Regions from separate parts of the Homo sapiens genome. Here all the other regions are linked to region 1. Evidence: chromatin contacts called from ENCODE Hi-C or POLR2A ChIA-PET data. All regions are on one chromosome and are shown on one strand. Each heading gives the region's core, a stretch centred on a gene start or an enhancer-like site at or near the end of the contact. The rest is flanking DNA. Distances are from core to core; before and after follow the strand shown. Region 1 holds the start of TSG101 (tumor susceptibility 101). Region 2 holds the start of MRGPRX4 (MAS related GPR family member X4). Region 3 holds the start of SAA1 (serum amyloid A1).

Region 1 (4,081 bases), core at 890-3,389:
GCAGGTTTCTCTAGGGAAGCTTAGGAAACTTAATTAGGGTATAAAAAATAAGCTAATATTTGAATATTCTTGCTCTTTATATGAATATACATACATTAAGGAATAAATCTTTTTTTTTTTTTTTTTGAGATGGAGTCTTGCTCAGCCACCCAGGCTGGAGTGCAGTGGCCTGATCTCGACTCACTGCAACCACCGTCTCCCAGGTTCAAGCGATTCTCCCATCTCAGCCTCCCGAGTAGGCTGGGATTACAGGCACCCGCCATCATGCCCGGCTAATTTTTGTATTTTAGGAGACGGGGTTTCACCATGTTGATCAGGCTGGTCTTGAACTCGTGACCTCAGGTGATCCACCCGCCTTGGCCTCCCAAAGTGCTAGGATTACAGGCGTAAGCCACTGCGCCCAGCCCAAGGACTAAATCTTAATGACTATGCTATCAATTTAAAGATCAAAAATGTCATGGAGGCCAGGTGTGGTGGCTCACGCCTGTATTCCCATCATTTTGGGAAGCCAAAGCGGTGGATCACTGAGGTCTGGAGTTTAAGACCAGCCTGGCCAACATGGTGAAATCCCGTCTCTACTAAAAATACAACAATCAGCTGTGTGAAGTGGTGGGCACCTGTAATCCCCAGCTACTTGGGAGGCTAAGGCAGGAGAATCGCTTGAACCTGGGAGGCGGAGATTGCAGTGAGCCAAGATCGTGCCACTGCACTCCAGCCTGGGTGACAGAGCAAGACTCTAAAAAAAAAAAAAAAAAAAAAAGAGTCATGGAACAGATACTCTTCAGTTACATACTATGTAAAACAATATACCGTTTTTTTCAAAAAGTGATATATAAAAGTTACAACATGGATCTTTACCTGGGTCACAATCTTCTATGGCTTCCCATATGTCTTCTATAACTAAGGATAACAAGTTTATCAAAACAAAACCAAGAAGCCTAAAATATACGATTACACAACCAATATATGCTTTATTTTGAAAGCTGTCATTTTCTCCTTAGAGATTATTTGGTCTTCAATCAAGAACTATGGGGGCGATTTAACTGGAAAAAGTCTGTTTTTAAAAAAGTTTTACACATAATAGTGTGTTTTATTAAAAATTGAAACCGCTTAAACCGCTGATTGCTACCATTCTTGCTTTGACAAAACTATCCCAAGCTAACACGTTGAACTGGTCAAGACTCAACTCTCAATCATTTTACATAGTTTTGGAAAATTACAACAAAACATAACAAAAGCCATTCCACTCTGGTGTGAGGTGCCACGTTTGAAGTAATTATATAAATAAATCATGGCTTTAAAATACAAAATGCTTAACTGCTTTTTTAAAAATTGAAAAAAAAAACACTAGTCTTGAGCCGTGAAGATCATAAATTAAGCTCAAAGCAAATAAATACGCGTTATAAGAAGCATACACTTAAAAGTAGTTACTCTTAGAAAATCCCTGAAATGGTAATGGTATGTATTTCACCTGGGGCAGTAAGGGACTGGTATTTTCGCTTCTTTTCTGGAGAATACAAAACTGAAAAGGCCACACTCTCTGCGGGTCGGCAAAAGAAAGGCTAAGACTGGAGGATCCCTAGATTGGGACAGGAGTAGAGGATTGCCTCAGATCTACAACTAAGTATGATCCCTTGTTTGTGTTTATAAAAACAAACGAAAAACTACACTGCCCCACAGACAGCTCCAAACTCAGTGGAAGAGAGGAGGGCGGGTGGGCGGCAGGTGTCAGGTAGCCTCCGCTCCACGCCTTTGTTGACTGTCGCCGTCCCCCACCCTCCCAGCTCCCGTACGGGGATTCCCGCACCAGGCGACAGGCGCCTCGGGGCGGGGTTCTGAGGAGGTCGCTAAGGACTGCACCGGGGCTTCCGGCCCGTCTGGGAAGCTTGCTTGGCTGGGCCGGGACGGACTCGACAGGGCGCGGAAGGGAGCGGTGGGCGCGCCCTGGGAGGCGAGCGCGTCGCAGCCTCACCTTGGACACCATTTTCTTGAGCTGGCTCTCCGACACCGCCATGACGGCCGCCTGGCGACTCCCTTCCCCGCAGGCAGAGGGTCAGCCGCTGCTGGGCTGCCCCAGACCGTCCCACACAATCGCACACCCCCAACCCGGCCTCAAACAACAGGAAGTCGGCACCACTACACCACTTCCGCTTCCACTACGTCACTTCCGGGCCGCCGTCCTGCGGGCAAGGGTGGACACCGTGTGGGATTGAGAGGGGCCTGGTGGGGTGGGTTCCAACCAACCCGCCCCTCGAGTGCCGGAATCAGCAGGACGAATCGGGTCCCAAAGATGTGGGCAAGACTGTTCCGAGGGTCGAAACTCTGGTTCAGGATAAGATTAGCAGGTATTTCACAGAGTCGACTTAAGGAAGCTAGTGCCGGAGAGGGAAGAAGTACGAAGGGCTTGCCAGTGAGCCTTAATGACTGATTGATCAAGTGGGAGGGCACTGCACTGGCGGTCAGAGAACTGTTCTGTCACTGACTTGCTCTTGTGATAATGGTAGGCTAGTGCATTTCTAGCTCAGGCGCAAATTTCTCCCGACTCTAAAGTCATACACTTGCCTTAGATGATGCCCAGTGGTCCTCTAATTAATGATTTTTTTTAAGCTTAAAGACCTTCATACTATACGTTGGCAAGGGTAAAGTGTAGAGCCTTTGTTTCACAAGAAGCCAGATAGTAATTTCTTCTCCAGGAAATCATTCCGTAAGTCAGAATTTCTCCTCTGTACCCACCCATAAATGATAATACAGGCCGTATTTTACCTGGTGCTGTATTTGTGTACCTGTCCGCTGTCAAAATCCAAGCCCTTGAAGGCAGGCTTCCTTCAGATCTTCATTGCCTTGCACAATGCAAGGGTAGGTACTTCCATCTTAATTGAATTTTTACTTCCCATAAAAATTCTTCATGGTGACTTACATTAGTCATCATTACACATCACCGTCAGTTTTGTAAGCACAGTGTCATTCAAGGTATTGTAAAATTTTGAGTTTGATGATGTGTGACAGTTTCAATTATTTTAGTACAGCCCTAATGAGAACAAGGCCGTAGTATTGATTCCCTTCAAAGTTGGCGTCTAAGTGAAGGTCACATTCACAAGGAGGGCCTAACTGAAAGCATGTGGAAGCATCATTATAAACTGTTGCTAACACGCACAAATAAAGGCTATTAATAGGTATTGTTTTTCTTTTTCTTTTTCTTTTTTTTTTTTTTTTGAGTCACTCTCACTCCATCGCCCAGGCTGGAGTGCAGTAGCACCATCTCGGCTCACTGCAACCTCCGCCTCTGTTTTTCAGCTCCTTAGTTAAGCATACAGCTCCAGTCAAACCAAACTAGAGGTCTGTCTGTCCTTCCATTTTACTTGCTGTTTTATGTCTTTTAAAAGCAAGAAGGTTTTCAAACTGTTCTTAAAGCCACGGCTTAACCAGGAGTCCCTTTAATTAGAGCAACTGTACCTTTGTGAGTTGGAGGAATGCCAGGTAATATATATTATTTATATATTTTATAAATGCAACATTTATAAATATTAAAATAAATTTTACATATATATATATATATATATATATATATATATATATTTTTTTTTTTTTTTTTTTTTTTTTTTTTTGAGACAGAGTTTTGCTCTTGCTTCCCAGGCTGGAGTGCGATAGTGTGATCTTGGCTCACTGCAACCTCTGCCTCCCGGGTTCAAGCGATTCTCCTGCCTAAGCCTCCCGAGTAGCTGGGATTACAGGTGCCCACCACCACACCCAGCTAATTTTTTGTATTTTTAGTAGAGACAGGATTTCACTATGTTGGCCAGGCTGGTCTGGAACTCTTGACCTCAGGTGATCCACCCGCCTCAGCCTGCCAGAATGTTGGGATTACAGGCGTAAGCCACTGCGCCCAGCCCATTTATATATTTTTGTTGCCCAGGTCATGGTGCAGTGATGTGAACATGGCCCACTGCAGCCTCGACCTCCCTGGCTCAAGTGATCCTCCTGCCTCAGCCTCCCATGTATATTGGGACCACATGCGTGTGCCACCATGCCCAGCTAATTTTTAATTTCTTTGTAAAGATGAGGTCTTACTTTGTTGCCCAGG
Region 2 (4,081 bases), core at 792-3,291, 350 kb before region 1:
ACATCAGCATTCCAGCCTTATGGAAAAGGACGAGGGGAAGGAGAGGCTTTACTCCTTCTATTGATCCTGTGAGCAAGGAATTGCTTACATCACTTTGTGATTCTTCCACTTAACAGCACCTGGTCATACAATGTCATCCAGCATCAAGGAAAACTGGGATGTGGGTCTTTGTGCTGCTTTTATACTCTCAGAATTGTTATGTGACCGAAGAGGAAAATGAATATTGGGGCAATCTAGCAGTCTCTTCAGCCCTGATTGTCTCTGACTCTGTGCTCACATCAAGATTTTTCAGGAACTCCTCAGAAATAATGAATGATGGGGCAGAGAACAGAACTGGAGCCTCATGCAGGGTTCCAGGGACCAGGGGCTGGTATTAGACTTGCTCTTCGTGTTGTGAACTCAGGAAAACCCTTTAATTCTCTATGCCTTGGCTTCATCTTATGTTATATGAGGATAATACCATAGATGGTCTTTAAGGAACACAGGCTAAATGTTGGTGATACTACAGGGAAAATGACAGGTATGACTTAGTCCTTATGGAGCTTTGGTTTTCATGAGGAAGACAAACATATCATACCATAAATATAGATAGAGAAACTCTTTAGTGCCCTGAGTGTGGATAACAGAGGCTCTCCTTTTCCTCCCATTTCCTTTCTGGGCCAATCAGGGCTGTGGCACCTTGCCCCTCTAAGAGAGCTCATGATGGATGCATTCACTCCTGATGCTTCTCTGTACTCCCAGCAAAGGGTGCATCTTCTGTCCACCAGGAGGCCTCCTGCCCCTGTGCATCCTCAGGATTCCAGAGCAAATGTGACCTCTGATAGGCAAAAAGGAACTCCTGAATTTATTCCTAAATGGCATTCACTCACCTCTATTTTGTTCCCTCTTTGATTTGCCTCTCCTTCTCTATGTGGAGTTTGCTTAGGTCAGTTTTTTTTTCAATCCACAATTTTGGCTGCCAACTTGGATTTAACTTGAGAATCACTCCTCTGCTTTACTCCCTGTAACATATATAATCGACACAGGGTGGTGCTGGGTATAAAGGGCTGCTCCAAGACTGGATTGTGAGTCAGACCTGCCGGACTCAAATTCATACTATGTAATACATAACCCCTGGGACAAATAATTCCCTTTCGTTGTGCTCCAATTGCATTATCTGCCATATGGGAATAATACCAATTCTTACCTCCTAGGCTCTTCGGGTGATTAAAAGAGACAATACCTTACAAACTCTCAATCAGCTGCTGTTATTCTCCCAGATTAGACCTAATCCTCATTCTCCAGTTGAAATCTGCATGAATCTCTCTCTTTACACTCCAAGCCCTACACATCGCCTATTTCCCCTCATGGACGCCTCTCATACAAATGTTTGCATCAACAAAGAAATGCTACCAAAGATCTCCTGAAAGAGAGAACCAAAAAGTTTACATTGTGTATACCCAGCAGAACACTTAGTAGTCCCCCATAGATATTTCCACACTTCAATTACCTCCGTCAGTTACACTCAGACCTCATCTTCACTTACTCTTTCCTCTGTTCTATTGCTGAGTAATTCAGCTCAGACCCACACCCTACCCAAACACTGTGTACAAAAATGCTTCTAGGTGTTCAGCAAAGCCACACTGAGTCTTCATTTCAAAGGCACATCAGTGGTCAATTTCAAGTTTTGGGCACACATCAAGAATTCTTCTCAACACAGATACAGCTTTCCACAAATAGAATTCTGATGAATTAAATTTTCTTCATCCAGTTATACGTGTGTGTTCTAATACCTTACATTGTGCTTTCATCTTTATTTTCCATTTCATCCAAATCTACCAGTACCATTAGTCTCATGCATGCATTCATTCATTGAATGAATGTATATGAAAAGCACAGTGTGCTGCTCATGGAAATAGGCACTGGGAGTATAAAATGTAAAATGTAGTCCTGTCTGCAATGACTGACACACTGAGTTATTTCTCACCCACCAGGCCCAGCCATTTTCACACTTATCCTAGCAAAGGTCACATTTTCCTCTAGTTCATAATGCATGGTCTTCCTTCCTGTCCATGGATGACCAGTCCTAGTCACGAGTGTGTCACAACCACCTCTTTGTGTATCTGAATTCCTCCACCTGAAAGAAAATTTCAGACCCAGGATAGATTAATCATCGGGTCCAAAGCCCTGGCCGGATGAGTGGGGGTGTTTTGATCCTAATGTTATTCCCATGTCAGCACAGAACTTGTGTGGCAGTAGAGAGATGTCAGGCTTCAGAGTCAACAAGAACTGGATTTCAAACTGGATTTGAGGACCCCCACCTTTGGTAAGTGACTTATTATCTGCGAGCCTCTGTTTCTCTCTTCTTTAAATGAGGACAGTAAATCCCATACGGCAGGGTGGTGGGGAGAATCAGAGATGATACAGCTGGTGATCACATCTGGTTTGTGTTCCCAGGGGCACCAGACTAGGGTTTCTGAGCATGGATCCAACCGTCCCAGTCTTCGGTACAAAACTGACACCAATCAACGGACGTGAGGAGACTCCTTGCTACAATCAGACCCTGAGCTTCACGGTGCTGACGTGCATCATTTCCCTTGTCGGACTGACAGGAAACGCGGTTGTGCTCTGGCTCCTGGGCTACCGCATGCGCAGGAACGCTGTCTCCATCTACATCCTCAACCTGGCCGCAGCAGACTTCCTCTTCCTCAGCTTCCAGATTATACGTTTGCCATTACGCCTCATCAATATCAGCCATCTCATCCGCAAAATCCTCGTTTCTGTGATGACCTTTCCCTACTTTACAGGCCTGAGTATGCTGAGCGCCATCAGCACCGAGCGCTGCCTGTCTGTTCTGTGGCCCATCTGGTACCGCTGCCGCCGCCCCACACACCTGTCAGCGGTCGTGTGTGTCCTGCTCTGGGGCCTGTCCCTGCTGTTTAGTATGCTGGAGTGGAGGTTCTGTGACTTCCTGTTTAGTGGTGCTGATTCTAGTTGGTGTGAAACGTCAGATTTCATCCCAGTCGCGTGGCTGATTTTTTTATGTGTGGTTCTCTGTGTTTCCAGCCTGGTCCTGCTGGTCAGGATCCTCTGTGGATCCCGGAAGATGCCGCTGACCAGGCTGTACGTGACCATCCTGCTCACAGTGCTGGTCTTCCTCCTCTGCGGCCTGCCCTTCGGCATTCTGGGGGCCCTAATTTACAGGATGCACCTGAATTTGGAAGTCTTATATTGTCATGTTTATCTGGTTTGCATGTCCCTGTCCTCTCTAAACAGTAGTGCCAACCCCATCATTTACTTCTTCGTGGGCTCCTTTAGGCAGCGTCAAAATAGGCAGAACCTGAAGCTGGTTCTCCAGAGGGCTCTGCAGGACAAGCCTGAGGTGGATAAAGGTGAAGGGCAGCTTCCTGAGGAAAGCCTGGAGCTGTCGGGAAGCAGATTGGGGCCATGAGGGAGAGCCTCTGCCCTGTCAGTCAGACGGGACTTTGAGAGCAACACTGTCCTGCCACCCTTGACAATTACATGCGTTTTTCTTAGCGTTTCGCCTCAGAAATGTCTCAGTGGTAACTCAAGGTCTTCAAATAAATGTTTATCTAACCTGACAGTTGCAGTTTTCACCCATGGAAAGCATTAGTCTGACAGTACAATGTTTGGATTCTCCTTGATATTACCAATACATTTTCCCTGTTATCTTGCACTGAATCTTTCCTACTGAACACTTTTTCTGCACTTTTCATTGTAATAAAAGGAGTTCCTGTCCACAACCCTAAAACTCTTCTTTATACTTGTTTCCTACCTGATAGTATCAAAAAGGAAGATTCCTTATTAATCTGTCAGACTATGTTCCCCTGAAAATCATGTTCCCTTCTATGACTGGAGGCATTACTGCAGTTGGAAGCTCAATTCTTAATAAGTGAGTTCTGCTACCTCTAAATTCCATTGAATTCTCAGATATAAAGCAAAATAATGTCCTTAGAGAGAGATTCTCCCTTCATAAAAACAGTCTTAGAAATTGGTTTTATGAATAGCCCTCTCCTGTCATTTGTCCACACATGGTCACACGTTGGCTTTGGTTTCTAGTAAAGACAATCGTGGCCCCTTC
Region 3 (4,081 bases), core at 525-3,024, 260 kb before region 1:
CAGCCTGGGCAACATGGTGAAACTCCCACTGTACTAAAAATTTTAAAAATTACTCAAACATATTGGCAAACAACTGCAGTCCCAGCTACTTGGGAGGTTGAGATGCAAGGATCACTTAAACCTGGGAGGCTGAGGCTGCAGTGAGCCATGATTGCACCACTGCACTCCAGCTCAGGCAACAGAGCAAGACCCTGTCTTGAGAGGAGAGGAGAAGAGAGGAGGGGAGGGGAGGGCAGGGGAGGGGAGGGGAGGGGAAGGGAGAGGGGAGGGGAGAGGGGAGGAGAGAGGGGAGGGGAGGGGAGGGGAGGGGAGGGGAGGAGAGGAGGATCAGGTGAGGAGTATGCCAAGGAGTGTTTTTAAGACTTACTGTTTTCTCTTTCCCAACAAGATTGTCATTTCCTTTAAAAAGTAGTTATCCTGAGGCCTATATTCATAGCATTCTGAAAGAAAGAAAAGAAAAGAGGAAAGAAAGAGAGAGGAAGGAAGGAAGGAGAAAGAGAGAGGAAGGAAGGAGAAAGAGAGAGGAAGGAAGGGAGGAAGAGAAGAAGGGAGGAAGAAAAGAAGGAAGGAAGGAGGGAGGGAGGGAAGGGAGGGAGGGAAAGAGGAAGAAAGGAGGGAAAGAAGGAAGGAAGAGAGAGAGGAAGGAAGGAGGAAGAGAGAAGAAGGAAGGAGGAAGACAGAGAGGGAGTAAGGAAGGAAGGAAGGAGAAAGAGAGAGGAAGGAAGAAATGAAGGAAGGAAGGAAAGAAAGAAAAAATAAAAGAGTGAAAACGGACTGGAGAAGAAGAAACCACAGTTGCTGCTATATCCACCAGCCTCTCTGCATGTCCTGGCCTCAGCCCTGCTGGGCTCTGGTACTGACCACTTCCTTCCTTCCTAATTTCCTAATTGACTAGGCCAGCTGAGCAGGGCTTTTCTGTGCTGAGGAGGTAAATCTCTGGATATCTAGACTGAGGGGTGGAAGGAGCCTTCCAGGGCACACATGAGACATGGCAGGGGTAGGCTGCTAGTTTTATTTTGTTTTCTTTTAGACACAGGGTCTTGCTCTGTTAACCAGGCTGGAGTGCAGTGGCGTGATTATAGCTCACTGCAGCCTTGACCTCCTGGGTCTCCCACAATCCTTCCGCTTCAGCCTCTTGAGTAGCTGGGACTGCAGGTGCACACTACCACACCCGGTCCATTTATTTTTATATTTCGTAGAGACAAGATCTTACAGTTTTGCACAGAGTGATCTTAAACTCTTGACCCCAAGTGATCCTCCTGCCTTGGCCTCCAAAAGCATTGGGATTATAGGAGTGAGCCACTGTGCTGGACCTAGTCTGTCAGCTTTGAAGCTTTAGATATGAACTCAGAGGGACTTCATTTCAGAGGCATCTGCCATGTGGCCCAGCAGAGCCCATCCTGAGGAAATGACTGGTAGAGTCAGGAGCTGGCTTCAAAGCTGCCCTCACTTCACACCTTCCAGCAGCCCAGGTGCCGCCATCACGGGGCTCCCACTCTCAACTCCGCAGCCTCAGCCCCCTCAATGCTGAGGAGCAGAGCTGGTCTCCTGCCCTGACAGCTGCCAGGCACATCTTGTTCCCTCAGGTTGCACAACTGGGATAAATGACCCGGGATGAAGAAACCACTGGCATCCAGGAACTTGTCTTAGACCGTTTTGTAGGGGAAATGACCTGCAGGGACTTTCCCCAGGGACCACATCCAGCTTTTCTTCGCTCCCAAGAAACCAGCAGGGAAGGCTCAGTATAAATAGCAGCCACCGCTCCCTGGCAGGCAGGGACCCGCAGCTCAGCTACAGCACAGATCAGGTGAGGAGCACACCAAGGAGTGATTTTTAAAACTTACTCTGTTTTCTCTTTCCCAACAAGATTATCATTTCCTTTAAAAAAAATAGTTATCCTGGGGCATACAGCCATACCATTCTGAAGGTGTCTTATCTCCTCTGATCTAGAGAGGTAAGCAGGGTCGGGCCTGGTAGTACTTGGATGGGAGAACACCTGGGAATACCAGGTGCTAAAGGCTTTAAGAATAAAAAATAATGATCCTGCTTTGTGTTTATCCCATGTTGAGTTCTGTGCGGGGCAGAGGGAACACACGGTAAATGCGTTATGGGGAATTATAGGCTACTTGAGGGAGTGACAGTCTGGTGGTAACTCCTGCCTTCCTCCATCAGTGCCACGTTGGCATCCTCTTATGCAGTCAGGCTTCAGGGCTGATGGGTTCAGAACCGAGGGCTTCTGGCTCTGAGTGAGGTCCTGCTGCAAGGTTTCCTAGATGAGCCACTGAGACTCTAATAAGATCCAGTGGAAATAACCAGGCTCTCGTCGGAATATAAGTCCCAAGGGAAGCTGTGCCAGTCTTGTGGGCGACTGCCTGACTTCTCCTTTCATTTCAGCACCATGAAGCTTCTCACGGGCCTGGTTTTCTGCTCCTTGGTCCTGGGTGTCAGCAGCCGAAGCTTCTTTTCGTTCCTTGGCGAGGCTTTTGATGGTAAGGCTTCAGAAGGTTTGCAGGATTTCTGAAGAGAAACATCACCCTGGACCTGATAAACTGGGGAAAATGATGCTTTCGGAAGGCTGCTTTTGAACCACAGAGTTGCTAGTGTCTGCGTTGCTGAGGCCTGCCAGGAACTAGGGTTTGCTGGGTTGCCTGTCTCGAGTCTTTCAGAGCTGCTGGGAATATCCCCTTTCCCCGTAGTGCAGCTTCTCAGGATGTGTTAAGTGGATGGATCACATTTCAGAAGCCGCTGCAAGGTGTATCAAAAACACATCTCCTGAGCCGTAAGGGACGGGGCATCCAGTAACAACGCACACGGGGTATTTTTGGGCTTCCTTAAGATTTGAGCCGCTGCCTTAGGTTGTGCTGCCCAATGTGCCTGGGGAGCTGCTAAACAGATTAGAGAGTCGAGGATTGTTGTCAGTTACTCAGAGAAAGAACAATCATCCTTTCCAGGAGCACCTGAGCTGTTTGTTTTGCGTAGAAGATGCAAAATAAGGCCTGCAATGGGTATAAAATGTCCCTCAGCATAAATCGCATAGGAGTATGACTAAGGCTGTTGACTCTTCTGTCTTCTTTCTCCTTCCTCCTTCGATTTCCTAGTTGGATAATGTACAGGGCTCTTTAGCCTCGCTCTGTCAGGGGCTCCCTTCCTGGTTTGTTCTGTTTCCATTCTTCCTTCTCCAGCCTTCTTGACAAGAGCTGGGAACTAACGTGCCTCAAGCCCCCACAAGGACCACAGCATTTTCTCATTTAGTTTCAGAATGACTCTGTGACGCAATCTTCCTCTCTTGGAAGGTGAGAAAGCTGATCTTGGAAGGTGAGAAAGCTGAGACTTAGAGCAGCTGAAGCCAATGCCCAGGGACTTACTGCCAGTCAGCAGGTGGCAGGGCAGAGGTTTGAGCCCGGCTGTGCTTGAGGTCAGGGCTCTTGCCAGGTAGACGCATCACTGACCACCTCCTAGAGGTTGATGGTTATGAATCTCAGGCACACCTTGGCATCACCTGAAATACCCATGCCTTCAACTCCCCAGCAGAGTCTGCAGAAACTGGCCTGGGGTGTGGCCTGGGCACTGGGACTTTCAGTTTCTCTCTGGGTGATTAGAAAGTGCAGCCAAGGCTCACGCCTGTAATTCCAGCACTTTGGGAGGCCAAGGTGGATGAATCACTTGAGGTCATGAGTTCCGGAGCAGCCTGGCCAACATGGTGAAACCCCGTCTCTACTAAAAATACTAAAATGTAGCCAGGCGTGGTGGCAGGCACCTGTAATCCCAGCTACTCAGGAGGCTGAAGCACGAGAATCACTTGAACCCGAGAAGCAGAGGTTGCAGTGACTAGAGATCGCACCAGTGTCCTCCAACCTGGGTGACAGAGCGAGACTCCATCTAAAAAAAATGAAAAAGAAAGTGCAGCCAAGGCAGAGCACCACTGCCCTATTGCTTCCTCAAGCAACCCACAGCATCAGTACAGCCTACTAAGAAAGTATTTAGGGACTTTTATGCTCCTAACAGTCACTGGAACTCACGTCACAATGACGTGTATTCCATTTGCAAGAATATATACTTTAGGTCGGGGTGCGGTGGCTCA

The links. A loop is a pair of places that touch in the nucleus more often than their neighbours do. ChIA-PET counts read pairs that join two places held with the same protein, here RNA polymerase II (POLR2A). Pooled maps may share reads with other maps.
Region 2: a loop to region 1 is called in a pooled map, with 4 times the contacts of the local background. The contact joins the promoter of MRGPRX4 here to the promoter of TSG101 in region 1. A Hi-C loop is called at or near these places in 4 of 50 pooled maps. POLR2A ChIA-PET finds 5 or more read pairs at or near these places in 2 of 52 experiments (MCF 10A and SK-N-SH).
Region 3: a loop to region 1 is called in a pooled map, with 4 times the contacts of the local background. The contact joins the promoter of SAA1 here to the promoter of TSG101 in region 1. A Hi-C loop is called at or near these places in 3 of 50 pooled maps. POLR2A ChIA-PET finds 5 or more read pairs at or near these places in 2 of 52 experiments (Panc1 and WTC11).

The regions. Positions count from the first base shown.
Region 1 is chr11:18,524,803-18,528,883 of GRCh38, forward strand. TSG101 (tumor susceptibility 101) reads right to left here and starts at 2,140. Exons shown (of 10, transcript NM_006292.4): 1 at 1,973-2,140. The coding sequence starts at 2,014. RefSeq lists an enhancer at 2,300-2,409.
Region 2 is chr11:18,170,796-18,174,876 of GRCh38, forward strand. It overlaps MRGPRX4 (MAS related GPR family member X4), which reads left to right and starts at 2,042. Exons shown (of 1, transcript NM_054032.3): 1 at 2,042-3,485. The coding sequence starts at 2,462. The coding sequence ends at 3,430.
Region 3 is chr11:18,264,490-18,268,570 of GRCh38, forward strand. SAA1 (serum amyloid A1) reads left to right here and starts at 1,775. Exons shown (of 4, transcript NM_199161.5): 1 at 1,775-1,807; 2 at 2,395-2,489. The coding sequence starts at 2,399. It also overlaps the pseudogene RNA5SP334.